Linked DNA regions of Homo sapiens: regions 2 and 3 are each linked to region 1. A link is a loop called in an ENCODE intact Hi-C map of the cell type or tissue named here. Cell type or tissue: B cell. All regions are shown on one strand. Region 1 overlaps KASH5 (KASH domain containing 5). Region 2 overlaps LOC107985340 (a long non-coding RNA gene). Region 3 overlaps CD37 (CD37 molecule).

The links. Peaks named below come from ENCODE experiments on the same cell type or tissue, not always from the same donor. Only the 100,000 strongest peaks of a DNase experiment are listed, where the experiment ranks them.
Region 2: a loop joins it to region 1, with 5 times the contacts of the local background. A loop is called at or near these places in 3 of 110 quality-filtered maps.
Region 3: a loop joins it to region 1, with 5 times the contacts of the local background. A loop is called at or near these places in 3 of 110 quality-filtered maps.

What each region holds. Positions count from the first base shown.
Region 1 is chr19:49,389,278-49,394,277 of GRCh38, forward strand. It overlaps KASH5 (KASH domain containing 5), which reads left to right. Exons shown (of 20, transcript NM_144688.5): 2 at 1,512-1,649. The coding sequence starts at 1,607. Among named protein-coding and RNA genes, the nearest start is that of KASH5, 3.5 kb to the left of the region's middle. In B cell, CTCF peaks have their summits at 2,795 (motif pointing right) and 2,994; DNase peaks (open chromatin) are centred at 806, 1,054, 1,934 and 2,784; H3K4me3 peaks cover 744 bases; H3K27ac peaks cover 1,326 bases.
Region 2 is chr19:49,223,331-49,228,330 of GRCh38, forward strand. All of the region lies in intron 1 of LOC107985340 (a long non-coding RNA gene), which reads left to right. Among named protein-coding and RNA genes, the nearest start is that of TRPM4, 68 kb to the left of the region's middle. RefSeq lists an enhancer at 2,749-2,798. In B cell, CTCF peaks have their summits at 1,733, 2,855 (motif pointing right) and 3,054; DNase peaks (open chromatin) are centred at 1,691 and 2,881.
Region 3 is chr19:49,338,352-49,343,351 of GRCh38, forward strand. CD37 (CD37 molecule) reads left to right here. Exons shown (of 8, transcript NM_001774.3): 6 at 349-585; 7 at 979-1,062; 8 at 1,900-2,255. The coding sequence ends at 1,977. TEAD2 (TEA domain transcription factor 2) reads right to left here. Exons shown (of 13, transcript NM_001256660.2): 11 at 4,880-5,000; 12 at 4,087-4,239; 13 at 2,244-3,086. The coding sequence ends at 2,973. It also overlaps a transcript of SLC6A16 not described here. Among named protein-coding and RNA genes, the nearest start is that of CD37, 5.4 kb to the left of the region's middle. RefSeq lists enhancers at 1,113-2,088, 4,738-4,837. In B cell, no CTCF peak of the experiment used is centred here; DNase peaks (open chromatin) are centred at 620, 1,150, 2,110, 4,510 and 2 weaker places; H3K4me3 peaks cover 2,569 bases; H3K27ac peaks cover 4,210 bases.

The DNA of each region.
Region 1 (5,000 bases):
AGAGACCCCCACAGAAATCAAAATCTCCAAAATCCAGCCAGACACTCCCCAGAAATCCAGTCAGAGACCCCCCCAAAATCCTGTCAGAGCCCTTGAAAGCCCGCCAAGGCCCACACCACCCAGAGCTCCTGCCAGGGCCCCATCCTGCTTCAGTGTCCCCGTCTCAGTCCCGTCAGACCCCCGAGATCAACCAACACCCCCGGGGTCCCTCAGGACTCCATCCCGAACCCACTCCGTGCGCCAGGGCCCAGCCAAGGCCATCGCCCCCCTTTGCACCCTGCAGGGTGTTCCAGACCCTGGAAGGGCCTCTCTTCAAAGACCCGTGTTTCCAGAACGGTGGCAGCGGGCTCACGTGGCTTGGGGAGAGCAGGCACTGGGGGAGCTGGGTGAGGACAGGCGAGCCCAGGCTCGACTGGTGGCCCCAAGGGGCGCCCGTGCCCGCTGTGATGATAGCAGCGCCCAGGTCTCTCTCTAGCCCCCAGAGTGCGGCCACTAAGGTTTTGGGTCGGCCTGGGTGGAATGGAGGCAGGATGGGGCCCCCCAAACTCCTGTCACTGCTGCAGGGACTGCCCAGAGCAGCTGCAAGTGGGGCTGGCAGGGATGAGGAGGAGGTGGCCTGGGCTTGGGGGACCATGTACATCCTGAGTTGGAACCCAGGGGAGCAGCAGGTTTGGGGCCATGATGAGGAGAGACCTAGGGGTTGCCCGACGGAGAGAAAAGGGACAGGAAGAGGCAGGAGCTTCAGAGACTACTCAATGCCACTCTAGCCTGAGGGACTGGAACTTAGTCCGGGGGCATTAGGGAGCCATGGGAGGATCAGGAGCAGGGGCAAGTCAGGATCAAACTCCCATGAGAAGCCAGCCGGCCAAATCCAGGCTGATGTGGCAAGAATGGCAGCTGCCCAGGGCTGTGTGGGAGCCAGACACGGCCCCTCGCTTCCCGGAAGAGGCCACGTGAAGCCGAAGCAGGATGCAGGAGGGCGTCCCAGGCAGAGACCTGGGCATGGGAGCGGTCCGCAGCTCAGAGTGGCTGGAGCATCATGTGCGATTTGGGGTGCTGAGGTGGGCGGTCAGCCATGCAGGGCCTTGGCGTCAGGGCCAGGGTCTCACCCGTACCCAGGATTCAGGGAGCCATGGAAGGGTACTTAGCAGGGGAGGGGCAGGTCAGCTCTGGGGCCCTGTGGGGACAGACTGGAGGACAAGCCTGGGGATAGGAGGCTGGGACAAAGGCCAGGGAAGAGGACCAGGCAGCCTGGACCGGCGGCAAGCCATGTGAAGAAAGGGAGGCAGTGACCTCCCCCACCCACCCACTAGCCCCTTTGATGTCAGCCACCTCGTTCTCCAGCCCACACCTCCAATCCATAAAACAGGTCAGAGCGGAGCTGCTCAGGTCACAGCGGGGGTGACAAACAGGTTGTGAGGACCCAGAGGTCCTGGGGCACAGGTGGGGCTAGGCAGGCCCCGACCCTTGGTGGCTGCTCTGAGGACACCATTTCCTGCTTCTCCTTCCAGGAGTGCTCGGGCCAGCTGGTCCTTTTCCCATCCCTCCCCATGAAGGAGGGAGGCTGGTAGCTTTGCCAGCAGCTGCGCCGCGGCAGGGGTGGCCCATGGACCTGCCCGAGGGCCCGGTGGGTGGCCCCACTGCGGAAAGTAAGTGGCTGGAACCCTATTTGCCCCGGGGAGGGTGAGGAGGGAGCCATGGGTGAATGGGTGCCAGGCTGTGACTCGGGGACTTGGGAGAGGTGGCTGGGGGTGGCTGAGCCTTTGCATGGGTGCAGAGTGGAAGGGAGGGAAGGGACTCTGGTAGATTAAGTGCCTACTCTATGCCCGCCCACCTGTCACTACCCCTTATCTCCTGTGGGGAGGCTGGACTGTGTGAGAGCGCAAGCAGCCGCACCCCTTACTCCATTCAGATCGCGGCCCAGATGGCACTTCTTACTTTATGTAAAGCAGCTGCCCTGTGACACTCTCTCCCCTGCCCCGCTTCATTTCTCTTCACAGTGCTCACATCTGTATGTCATGTTTTGTCTCTGTCTCCCCTGCTAGAGCATGAGCTCCACAAGGCAGCGTCTGTTTTATTCACTCTGGTATTCCCAGTCCCTAGAGCAGCGCTGTCCTGTGGAAGTATAATATGAGCCACATAGGTAATTTATTATTTTTTAAAAGAAAAAAGGAACAGGTGAAATGAATGTTGATAATGGATTTTCCTTATATAGCCAGACTAATACCCTGTATATTATATATGTATACAGGATATACATACATAGAGATATATATATGTATATAGCCAATATATAGCCAATATAAAAAATGTATCCAGATAATCTGTTTTTTTCATACTAAGCCCTAAAGATCTAGCGTGTACTTTACACTAACAGAGCATTTCAGTCTACACTCGCCTCAGTTCAGGTGCTCCAGAAGGAGAGACTGCCCTGTTGGCTGGGACCCCAGAGCAACTCCTGACTCACTGTGGGAGCTCACTTACTGTTGAGTGAACGGACGGATGTAGGTTGAACGGGTGTGAAAGCTGGCTTCAGAGGGTGGGGAGGAGGCACTGGGGTTGCCTCTCTGAAACTCATCTGCCAAGTGAGAGAGCCCAGTCTGATGGGGATGGTAGGGCCCCTTTCTTAGAGGCTCCCAGGCATCCACGGCACAGCCTGCGTCTTTTTCTACAAAGCCCCAGACCTCAGGAGGCTTTCCAGATAGGAGGGTCAGAGGTAGACACCAGGGTGTGGGAACCAGAGGACAGGCTGTCTAGTGACAGCCATCTAAACTTCACCTGCACCAGCAGAGGGCGTGCAGCCACCAGGATCCGGGTGGCAAGGGCTGAGACAGCTTCGAGAGGCTCTGGAAGGAAAGGTAGGAACACACCCAGAAGGAGAGATGGAGACAGAGGAAGGCAAAGGGAAAAAGAAACAGCAGAGGAAGGAAAGAGAAGACTTAGGGAATGGAGAGTCTCTGAGATATGGGAAGGGAAGCACAGAGACTGAGATACAGGGAAGAAAACGGGGACAAGCGACATGGAGGCAGAGAGACAGGACGTGGGGAAGAGAGACTGGGAGAAAGATAGAGAGAAAGAGCCAAAGAGAAATGTAACGAAGAGGCAAGGACAGAGACATAGAGGAGATAGAGACACTGAGGAAGGAGATCTTCCTGAGGAACAGAAATGACATCTCCCTGGGGGAATCCTGGGATGCGACTTCAGACACATGCTGATCCTCAGAGCCAGCACGACCTGATGCCAGTCCTGAGTTCTATTCCCAGCTTAGCTCTCTCTGGCAAGCAGCCCTGGGTGAACCATCTCATTGGGCCTCAGGGTCCTCGTTCATGTAACATGAGAAAGACACTGAGAGGGCTGGGTATGGTGGCTCACACCTGTAATCCCAGCACTTTGCGAGGCCAAGGTGGGCGGATCACTTGAGGTCAGGAGTTCGAGACCAGCCTTGCCAACAGGGTGAAACCCCATCTCTACTAAAAATACAAAAATTAGCTGGGCCTGGTAGCAGGCACCTGTAATCCCAGCTACTCGGGAGGCTGACGCAGGAGAATTGCTTGAACCTTGGAGGCAGAAGTTGCAGTGAGCGGAGATCACGCTACTGCACTCCAGCCTGGGTGACACAGCGAGACTCCATCTCAAAAAAAAAAAAAACAGTGAGAGGAGGAAAACAGACTGGGGCTAAAGCCCTGGTCTCCCCCTAACTGTGAGTCCACACGCCCCTTCCCAAGGGCCAAACCTAGGAGCATAGGTTCAAGACAGAGGGGGTGCAAATTTCACTCACTGCAGAGAATCCTGGAAGAGTTAGAGGGATGAGAAAGTTGACTCATATGTTAAACAGGGTGACCTTTGGCGAGTTCTTAGTTTCTCTATGCCTTAGTCCCCTCATTTGTAAAGTAGGGATTATAATAGCATCGATTATTATTATGCTAGTAGACAGTTCATGTAAAGTGCTCAGAAAAGGCCTGGCACCTACTAAATGCTCAATAAGTGTTCAATTCTATTCTTGAGTCCCCACCACGTGCCAGGCCTTCTGCCAAAGCCTTTCTAGATTGTATCTCATTTTCTCTCTAGGAAAGAGGTAACACCAACCCCATTTTCCAGAGGAAGAAACTGAGGCCCAAGAGAAGTTGAGTCCATTGCCCCAGGTGCCACCACTTGTCTGAGGCCAAGCCTCGGTTGCCCCCTGGATCTACCCCGTCCTGCAGCCTGTGCTCAGTGAGCTGCTGCACCCAGCTGTTCAAGGCCAGGGCAGGGAGCCTAGAAGTTCACTTCCAGCCCTGGGAGAGAGGCTGGGCCAGCCCAGTGGCTCCTGCAGTTGAGGATCTCTTCCTATGTCATGGAGCATTTGTTGAGCACCTGCCATCTGCAGGTGTTGTGGCTACAACAGTAGACAAATAGACCCCAGGACGTGTGTGTGTGTGTGTGTGTGTGTGTGTGTGTGTGTGTACATGCGTGTGCTTCACATACACAGAGCTAACTCAGCCCTGGTGAGGAGGATCACTCTACCCACCCCCCCAGTAGGGAAACCGAGGCTCTAACAGAAGAGACTTGCCCACAGATGTGCAGCTGGACTCTGCACCCAGGTCTGACACACTGATCCAGCTCATAACCATTCCCTCACTGCCCACCCTGTCTGGTTTACCCTATCCCTTCATGTCTCAGCCCCTGGCCATGGGCTCCAATGATGCCACCCTTGCCTTAGGGATGCAGGGAGGAGAGAGACCTGGTCCCCAGGGTGGGCTGGGAGACCGGAGATGCAGCAGGCGGGATCGATCTGGGCTGCCCATGCATTATTGGATTGTTCCTGGCTCCTGGGCCCCCCCTTCACTCTCAGCTCCTCCCAGAATCCTCTCTTCTTTGCCCTCCCCGACCCTGTCCCTCTCTGAGTCCAGCCTGGGAGGCTGGAGAGGAGAGGAGGAAAGGGTGATCTCAGAGCGTTCTTCTCTGGGCTCCTAAGCCAATTGGACACAAAAAGACAGCAGGGGGGACTTCCTGGTTTGAAA
Region 2 (5,000 bases), 170 kb before region 1:
CCAAGAGGCAGCATGGCTGTGGCCGCTGGGTCAAAGGGTCTCTGAAACCGAAGTGGTATCAGCAACAAGGACCTTGTTATTTGTTTCTTTGTTTTGAGACAGGGTCTTGCTCTGTCACCCAGGCTGAAGTACAGTGGCGCAAACATGGCTCACTGTAGCCTCAAACTCCCAGGGCCAAGGGGTCCTCCCCACTCAGCCTCCCGAGTAGCTGGGACCACACGTATGCACCACTACACCCAGCTAATTTAAAATTTTTTTGTAGAGATGAGGTCTCGCTATGTTTCCCAGGCTGGTCGTGAGCTCCTGAGCACAAGTGATGCAATCACCTCGGCCTCCGAAAGCCCTGAGATTACAGGCATGAGCCGCTATGCCCTGCCTTGCTATTTGATATTGAGCCTTCAGTGGGCTGAAAACATTAGTGAAGATCCCACCCTGCGAGTGTTTCTGGCCCCACCACGGTCCAATTTGGATCCAGTCCACAGCTGGGTGCAGGGCTGGTCAAAGATGCTGAGGACTGGGAGGGCTGAGCCTGGCCATCTGTGGAAGAGCAGAAAGAGAGGGGCCTCTGTGCCTAAGAACTTGCTGGGTCCTGGGAGGTACCTGGGTTGCAGCTCTGGCACTGATCCTGGAGGGAGGAGCCAAGTGAGCCGATAGAGAGGTCAATAATGAAGTTTTTTTGTTGTTTGTTTTTTGAGATGGAGTCTTGCTCTGTCGCCCAAGCTGGAGTGCAGTGGCATGATCTTGGCTCACGGCAAGCTCTGCTTCCTGGGTTCATGCCATTCTCCTGCCTCAGCCTCCCCAGTAACTGGGACTACAGGTGCCCGCCACCATGCCTGGCTAATTTTTTGTATTTTTTATAGAGACGAGGTTTCACCGTGTTAGCCAGGATGGTCTCGATCTCCTGATCTCATGATCCACCCGCCTCTGCCTCCCAAAGTGCTGGGATTACAAGTGTGAGCCACCATGCCCGGCCCTTTTTTTTTTTTTTTTTTTTTTTTTGAGATGGAGTTTCACTCTTGTTGCCCAGACTGGAGTGCAATGACGCGATCTCTGCTCACTGCAAGCTCCGCCTCCCAGGTTCAAGCAATTCTCCTGCCTCAGCCTCCTGAGTAGCTGGGACTACAGGTGTGCACCACCACACCTGGCTAATTTTGTATTTTTGGTAGAGACGGAGTTTCTCCATGTTGGTCAGTCAGGTCTTGAACTCCTGACCTCAAGTGATCCGCCCGCCTCGGCCTCCCAAAGTGCTGGAACTACAGGTGTGAGCCACCGCGCCCGACCAACAATGAGTTTTTTTCCCCTGCCTTTGCTGTCCCCCTGGGATGCCCCCCAGCCCCAAGTTGCTCCAGGGCTGAGGCTGTAGTCCCTGACCCACAGACTTCTTGGTCCAAGTACCTGAATTCAACCAGTCAGGCTCCCAGTGGGAAGGGAAGCTGAAGAGATCTCGTTGGGTGTGGCACCTAGAGCCAATTCAATGTCCCGCTGTGTGGTTTCCACGACTGAGCGGGTGTAATTGGTACTGATGCTTTACATGCTCGAAAAAACTACACATGCCTTGTTATCAGAGGATTCTACCAGTCGGAGGCTGTGGCATATGCCGCCCTCTTCACCTCTACCAGAAACAATGTGGGATCCCAGTAGAAAAGGAAACACAACTGTAATGACTAAATGGCTGCTGGAGTGCTCCGGGAAGCCGTTTCCCAGTGCCACAGTGCCACCTGCCTGACACGGCCACCAAGTACACTCCTTTTAAAAAGAAAGGGCAGCTGGGCTGGGTGCGGTGGCTCACACCAAGAGGTGGGTGGATTGCTTGAGTCCAGGAGTTCAAGACCAGCCTGGGCGACATAGTGAAAACCCATCTCTGTTTTTTTTAAATTAAAATTTTATTTATTTATTTTGAGACAGAGTCTTGCTCTGTGACCAGGCTGGAGTGCAGTGGTACGATCTCGGTTCACTGCAACCTCCACCTCTGGGGTTCAAGCGATTCTCCTGCCTCAGCCTCCCCAGTAGCTGGGATTACAGGCACCTGCCACCATGCCCAGATAACTTTTGTATTGTTAGTAGAGACTGGGTTTCACCATGTTGGTCAGGATGGTCTTGATCTCTTGACCTTGGGATCTACCCACCTCTGCCTCACAAAGTGCTGGGATTACAGGCGTGAGCCACCGTGCCCGGCCCTGTCTCTCTTCTAATAAATAATAAAAAAAGAAAAGAAGGCCGCTATGAATCACTATTAAGCTCTCCTTGAAAGCAAACGCCTGGCTTGTGGTGGCCTTTGACTCCCCAGCCTCACACCCTTGTTCTCGGGTAGGTTAACTGCAGCTTCACTAGCAATACCGGAAATGGCCAAAGGTAAAGGGTACGTCTAAGAGCACAGCTGGTCTGGTCCTCAGGTCTTCTGAGTTTTACATACAAAAGTCACAGCTACCCCTGTTTCTTCTGTTTTCTGTTTCGAGACGGTCTTGCTGTGTTGCCCAGGCTGGAGTGCAGTGGCATGATCGTGGCTCACTGCAGCCTGGAACTCCTGGGCTCAAGCGATCCTCCCACCTCAACCTCCTGAGTAGCTGGGACTATAGGCATGCGCCAGCATACCCGGTTAATTTTTTAATTTTTTTTTTTTCCAGAGACAGAGTCTCGCTGTGTTGCCCATGCTGGTCTTGAACTCCTGGGCTCAAGCAATCCTCCTGCCACGGCCTCCCAAAGTGCTGGAATTACAAGTGTGAGCCGCCGCACCCCGCAGCAGCTACCCCATTTGGAGAAAACTCTCCTCCACTCCCCTGCCTGAGGCAATTCCTCTGGCTCAATGGGGCCCTCAATTCAAACGGGTTCCCTTAAACGGCTGGGCGCATTCCACTATGTTAAACCTAAAGATGTCCACTAGGGGGCAGCAACCACCTAACCCCAACACCAACTCCGGAAGACATTGATTGCAGTTTGGTTGATATTTAAGGTATTCAATGGGACTTTGTAACTTCCTCACTATCTGCGGGTGTCTGGTATTATTGATTGTTGGATCATCTTCCTCAAGAATCAGCTCAAAAAGGTTTCTGGTTTCCCCTTCCTACCTCTTCCTGATCCACACACTTTATTTATTTATTTTTTGAGACAGATGCTCTGTTGCTCAGGCTGGAGTGCAGTGGTGCCATCTCGGCTCACTGTAACCTCTGCCTCCTGGGTTCAAGCGATTCTCCTGCCTCAGCCTCCCAAGTAGCTGGGATTATAGGCGTCACCATGCCTAGGTGATTTTTGTATTTTTAGTAGAGATAGGTTTCACCATGTTGGCCAGCTGGTCTCGAACCCCTGACCTCAAGTGATCCACCCGTCTTGGCCTCCCAAAGTGGGGGGATCACAGGCGTGAGCCACCACACCCGGCCGCACACACTTTACTCAGGCCGTTTGGTCACTGAATGTGGCAGTCCCAGAAGAGGCTTCATCTCTTCTTGGCTGCATCTTGGATAGTCCCTGAGACAGAAGTGTTGGAGGAGTTACAGAGACCCGAGGTCAGGAGATCGAGACCATCCTGGCTAACATGGTGAAACCCCGTCTCTACTAAAAATACAAAAAATTAGCCGGGCTTGGTGGCGGGCGCCTGTAGTCCCAGCTACTCAGGAGGCTGAGGCAGGAGAATGGCATGAACCCGGGAGGCGGAGCTTGCAGTGAGCCGAGATCACACCACTGCACTCCAGCCTGGGTGACAGAGCAAGACTCCGTCTCAAAAAAAAAGTACAATTTTGCCCGCTGACCATTGTTGGGAATGATGCATCTTTCTTTCCGCTGGACAGCCTGGTGGTCATGCCCTCCAGATGGCAGTTGAGTCCTGAGGGGGCCAAGTAGGGGATTCAAACTAATGCTGGTTTAGGCACCAGAATCCCCTTGTTGGACCGACATGGTGCTAGATCAGGAGTTGGCACACTATAGCCTGTGGGATACATCTGGCCTGTGACCTGTTTCTGTGTGGTCTATAAACTAACAAAGCTTTTCATATATTTTAAAGAATGTGTTGTTGTTGTTGTTGTTGTTGTTGTTTTTGAGATGGAATCTCGCTTTGTCGCCCAGGCTGGAGAGCAGTGGTATGATCTTGGCTCACTGCAAGCTCCGCCTCCTGGGTTCACGCCATTCTCCTGCCTCAGCTTCCCGAGTAGCTGGGATTAAAGGTGCCCGCCACCATGCCCGGCTAATTTTTGTATTTTTAGTAGAGACGGGGTTTCTCCATGTTGGCCGTCCTGGTCTTGAACTCCTGACCTCAAGTGATCCACCTGCTTCAGCCTCCCAAAGTGCTGGAATTACAGGCGTGAGCCACGGCTCAGCCAAGAATTGTTTAAAAAAAAAAAAAAAAAAAAAAAGCCAGGTGTGGTGGCTCACCTCTGTAATCCTAGCACTTGGGGAGGCTGAAGCAGAAGGATCACTTGAGCCCAGGAGATCAAGACTAGCCTGGGCTATGTGGTGAAAGCCTGTCTCTACAAAAAATTAAAAATTAGCTGGGTGTGCTGGTGCACGCCTGTAGTCCCAGCTACTCGGGAGGCTGAGGTGGGAGGATCGCTTGAGCCTGGGAGGTCGAAGCTGCAGTGAGATATTATTGTACCACAGCTCTCCAGCCTCAGTGACAGAGCAAGATCTTGTTTCAAAAAGAAAAAAGAAAAAGATGACTATGCCACAGAAAACAAATGCCCTACAAAACCCAAAATACTATTACCTGGTTCTTTCCAGAAAAAGTTGGCTCACTCCTGTGTTAGTTGAAACAACCTGCTGATATTACTTATGTGGCTTAACTGAGACAATGTAACGGTAATTCCAGCCAAGCTTAACAACAAAATCCAATGACTGTCTCTTCTCAGGTTGGGGAGGTAAGCTGTGGCATGCCCATTGTGGATGGGGGTTGCTTTTAGGCTCATCTGTTGTCACCCTGTAATTGTTTGTAAAGACATCAAAGATCAGATCAGTTTTTTTATTTTTAAATTTCTTTTTTTGGTATTTTAGCAGATCAGCCTAAAGTTCTCTGC
Region 3 (5,000 bases), 51 kb before region 1:
TCCACCGGACCCCGCCCCCGATGAGACTCACATGGTCTCGCACTCCTATTCACCTGTCGGGTATCAGAGGCTCAATTGCACCACCCACCCAATCTCTAGTCCACAGCGCGACCCTGCAGCTCCTTCCCCAGCCCCAGGTCACCCCGTGACTCGTCTTTCCCAGCCCCATGTTCCCGTAATGTCCCCTGGCTCCGGCCCCATCGTGACCCCAGCCCACTGTCCCCCACTCCACACCCACCACTTAGTCCCCTGCTCCCCGACCTGACCTCATACCCATCACCTTGTCCCCTGATCCCCAACATCATATGTCTCCAGTCCCGGTCCCTCTGACTCGTATCCCTCTCCCAGCTGCGCTGCTGCGGCTGGCACTACCCGCAGGACTGGTTCCAAGTCCTCATCCTGAGAGGTAACGGGTCGGAGGCGCACCGCGTGCCCTGCTCCTGCTACAACTTGTCGGCGACCAACGACTCCACAATCCTAGATAAGGTGATCTTGCCCCAGCTCAGCAGGCTTGGACACCTGGCGCGGTCCAGACACAGTGCAGACATCTGCGCTGTCCCTGCAGAGAGCCACATCTACCGCGAGGTGGGCAGGGGTTCGGAGCATAAACCTGTCGAATGGGGCGGGGCCTGCGGGAGGGGGAGGGCTGTCAGTGAGTAGCGGCCTGAGAAAGGGCGGGGTCTACGAGAAAAGGAAAGGTACGGCAGGAGGGGCGGGGCCCTCTGAAGGGGGCGGGGTCTGCAGGAAGGGCAGGGCCTAAAGAAAAGGCTGGGCTGGCTCTGGAATACAGATGTCTAGGGAGGGGCCAGGCTTGGAAAAGGTGAAGCGAGGGTGCACTAGTAAGGAGACTAGAGTGCCCTGGTGACTAGGGGAGCGGGTAGATGCCTGAAGACGGTGAGGGTTGGCCTGAAAAGAACGCTGGGCCTGGGCTTGAGAGTCCCAGAAAGAATCCCTTTAACTTTTCCCTACACCCCCCAGGGCTGCGCGCAGGGCCTCCAGAAGTGGCTGCACAACAACCTTATTTCCATAGTGGGCATTTGCCTGGGCGTCGGCCTACTCGAGGTGATCTGGCCCCGCCCCCACCCGCGATCGGCCCTAAATCCCTAGATGGCCCTGCCCTTCATTTCGCGTCCTTCGGTTGCCTGGGAAGGACGAGCTCAGGGCGGAGCGCAGCCCACCCCGGCCCTCCCGCCGCTCCACCCAGCACCGGAGGGTGGGGGCGGCCCAGCTTCAGGGAGCCCTGATTGGGTGTACGCAGGGAAAGCCTCCTGCTATTGGCTGCGATCTCCCTCCCCTTTCTCCGCAGATGACTGTCATGGTGCTGAGCGTACAGCTACAGCGCAGGGCACTCCGCCGGAAATGCGAGCCGCACGTGCCGGGCGCTGGGGATTCGAGCCCCGGGCCCAGCCTGATCGCTGACGGCGGCGGCGGGCACAGCGGCAGTCTGTGGGGTGGCTGGGGCATGGCGGGTGCCTGCCCCAACTGGGGAGACAAGGCACCGCAGGGCAAGCTGCCCATGGCCCTGGGGCTCTGGCCGCTGTGGGTTCAAGACGAGGACCAGCCTGACACTGGAAGTGCGGGCGCAGAATTAGAGGAGGCACAATTAGAGGCTGAGGCAGAGGGGGAAGACAGATGAGCCTCCAAAATAAAGGACCCTGGGCTTGCTTCCGACCTTACTCCTTCTCAGCCTCTACCCCCACTTGTAGCAGCTATTCCCGCCTCATCAGCCAGCCCTGCGGCAGTTCCCGTCGAGCCCCGCCCTTTTCTACCTATCCCCTTCTCCAGCCCCTTCCCGCCCAATTCACGGCCCCACCCCTGACCTTTCTCGCCCGGGTGGGCATCACCCCCGTCTCGCCAGCACCCCTTCGACTTCTCTGACCTCATCTCCTTTCTCTATAGCTCGGGTTCATGACGCTCTCGATATTCCTGTGCAGAAACCTGGACCACGTCTACAACCGGCTCGCTCGATACCGTTAGGCCCCGCCCTCCCCAAAGTCCCGCCCCGCCCCCGTCACGTGCGCTGGGCACTTCCCTGCTGCCTGTAAATATTTGTTTAATCCCCAGTTCGCCTGGAGCCCTCCGCCTTCACATTCCCCTGGGGACCCACGTGGCTGCGTGCCCCTGCTGCTGTCACCTCTCCCACGGGACCTGGGGCTTTCGTCCACAGCTTCCTGTCCCCATCTGTCGGCCTACCACCACCCACAAGATTATTTTTCACCCAAACCTCAAATAAATCCCCTGCGTTTTTGGTAAAATAGCTTTATCCTCTGTCAGAACACAAACAAACAAACTTTGAGAGGGGAGGAAGGAAACCGTCTAGCTCAGGGCTCACTTAGGAGAGGGATGAGATTAGAAAGTTCAACACACTGCTTGTGCAGCGGAGATAAAGTCAAGACCCTAGCACCCACTTATAAATATCTCGTTATATTAAAAAAAAAAAAAATGTCCAGGGCCCACCTGGCTCTGCTCCTGCACAGAAAGGGTTCATCTTCACTTTGTGATCTCACAGGTCATGGAGTGAGGGTGGTAGAGAGGGGCAGAAATTTCAGGGGGAGGGGTGGCTGGGAAAAAGTAAAGGGGACAAGCCAATGTGTAACTAGCGCTCTCCAAGACATGCAGAGGAGTGGGGGTGGCCTGTCAGGGGCTGAAAAGAAAAGCCAGTGCTGTACCTGGGGGGTTGTCTCACTCCTGTCCCCACAATCCCTGATACTCCGGAGTGATCTGTCCTTTCAGACACCCACTGTGAGGTCCCAATATCGGGGTTTATCCTTTCCTCAGTCCCAGCCTGTTCAGCTCTCCAACCAAGTTTTGGGGGCCCCTCTAATGGGGGGGATGGCCCCAGTTGCTTAGGCCTCTGAGGTCAACCCCTTTACATCACAGCCCTCTCCCCAAATAAGAAGCATGAGGTGAGCTGGAGGACCCTCCCTGGGAGGAGGGTGTTCTGGGGGGTGAGCCAGTTTTGGGGTCCCCCTTCAGTCCCTGACCAGGCGGTAAATGTGATGCTGGGCCCCACGCTCGCTGGTGGAGACCTCGAAGACATAGGCGGTGCAGAGCAGCAGTTCCTGGGTGTCTCTGTTTGTCACCACCTGCCAGGAAGGCCAGGACAAGGGACTTATGCTTAGAAGGGAGGGCAGGGACCCCTGTGCCCCCCTGCCAAGCTATCATGGAATACCCAGCAGGCTCTTTTCCATCTCCAGGAAACAGGCCGCCACCATATCATGTTCCCCAGGAGAAAGGGATGCCCAAAAGTCAGTTCCCTGGGCAATGGGGGTTACCCCTCAGCTGAGCGTTGGCAGTTATGGTGTATCACATCTCAGGGTTAATCGGGTTCCCATCACATCACATTCCCTGGGTAAAAGGGGTCCCCATCATGTCACAAGTAAAGGGAGAACCCTCCCTGCAGGTTCCGCGGTCAAGGGGTCTCTGCCTCAGCAGTCCAAAAAGTTAAAGGGGCTCCCACCATATCATGTTCCTTGACAAGCTGAGGATCTGCCTTCGAGTGCCCTCCAGTCAGCTTCACCAGGGAAGGAGGGACCCACCTTATGTGCGAGTGCTGTGGGGCTGGGCGTGGTGGCTCACACCTGTAATCCCAGCACTTTGGGAGGCCTAGGCAGGTGGATCACTTGAGGTCGGAGATCAAGACCAACCTGGCCAACATGGTGAAACCCCATCTCTACTAAAAATACAAAAATTAGCCAGGCGTGGTGGGGCGTGCCTGTAATCCCAGCTACTCGGGAGGCTGAGGCAGGAGAATCACTTGAACCCGGGAGGCAGAGGTTGCAGTGAGCCGAGATCTTGCCACTGCACTCCAGCCTGGGCGACAGAGCGAGACTCCATCTCAAAAAAAAAAAGAGAGAGAGTGCTGTGACATCCCCACCCTGGGTGAAGGGTCCCCTAAACTAAGGGTCAATGGTGGGGTCCCCGCTGCATCAGTTTCCTAGTTAAAAGAGCCTCAGGCTGAGGGCTCACTTTGGAGTCCCTGCTGTGTCAGTTCCTGGGTGAGGAGATCCCCTAGACTGAGGGTCTGTTATAGGTACTGTCCCTCCACACTGGGGGGCCCCACTCCAGCCCAGCCCCAGGCATCACCTGGAGGATGGTGAAGTTTTCCAGGACGCTGTTCATCATGTATCGCTCAGGCAGCTGCCGCAACTTGTGCAAGAAATTCACCAGGTACTCGCACATGGGCGAGCGCAGCAGGCGGTACACAAATCTGCCGTCCTCCAGCTGGGCCCGTTCCGTCTGAACCAAGGGGAAGGGAGTTGGGAAAATGGTGGCTGAGAGACCCACGGGTCACCCCAGGAATTGAGCTCCACCCTGTGCCTCTAAGATGCCACCACACTCACTCTCACTGCCACCTTCCTTTCATCACCCCACCCACAGTGACTGGAGACTGGGCCTGAACCCTCGGAGATCCGAATCAGGATCTCTGAGCCTGCAAATCACAAGCCCCTCAAAGTGATTCTCTGAACCCCCAAAGACCTCTGGACTCCTCTAACCTCCCAGCCCTCAGATACCCTCCAAAGACCCCTCCATGACGTCTTCAAACTCTGACTTCTAAACTTGAGACTTCCCCAAGTCTCCAGCAACTGTAAGTGTGACTTCTGAACCTTCTTGCCCTAAGAACCTCTCCATATCCATAAGACCCTTCTCAATCTCAGTGACTCTAAGTCTCTATACTACACATTACCTGTCAGCCCGCAGAATGATCCCTGCCTGTGACTTCTGAACTGCCCATTAGCTCCCAACGCATGCATTAAACCCTCAAAGAGGCTGGGACCCACTCCCTCCATGCATACTCCCAAATGCCTGAGTCATGATGGCTTCTGGTCCATTCTGCACCCCCAAGTGCTGACCCAGAGCTCCACCCCTCCAGCCTCACCTCCACCTTCTCCACCACCTGCTTGCCAAAAGAGCAGACCTTGGAGGAACAGGTGAGGGTCATGTGTTCCAGGCTCTCATACTGGCTGCTCACTCCGTAGAAGCCACCACTGCTGATGCTG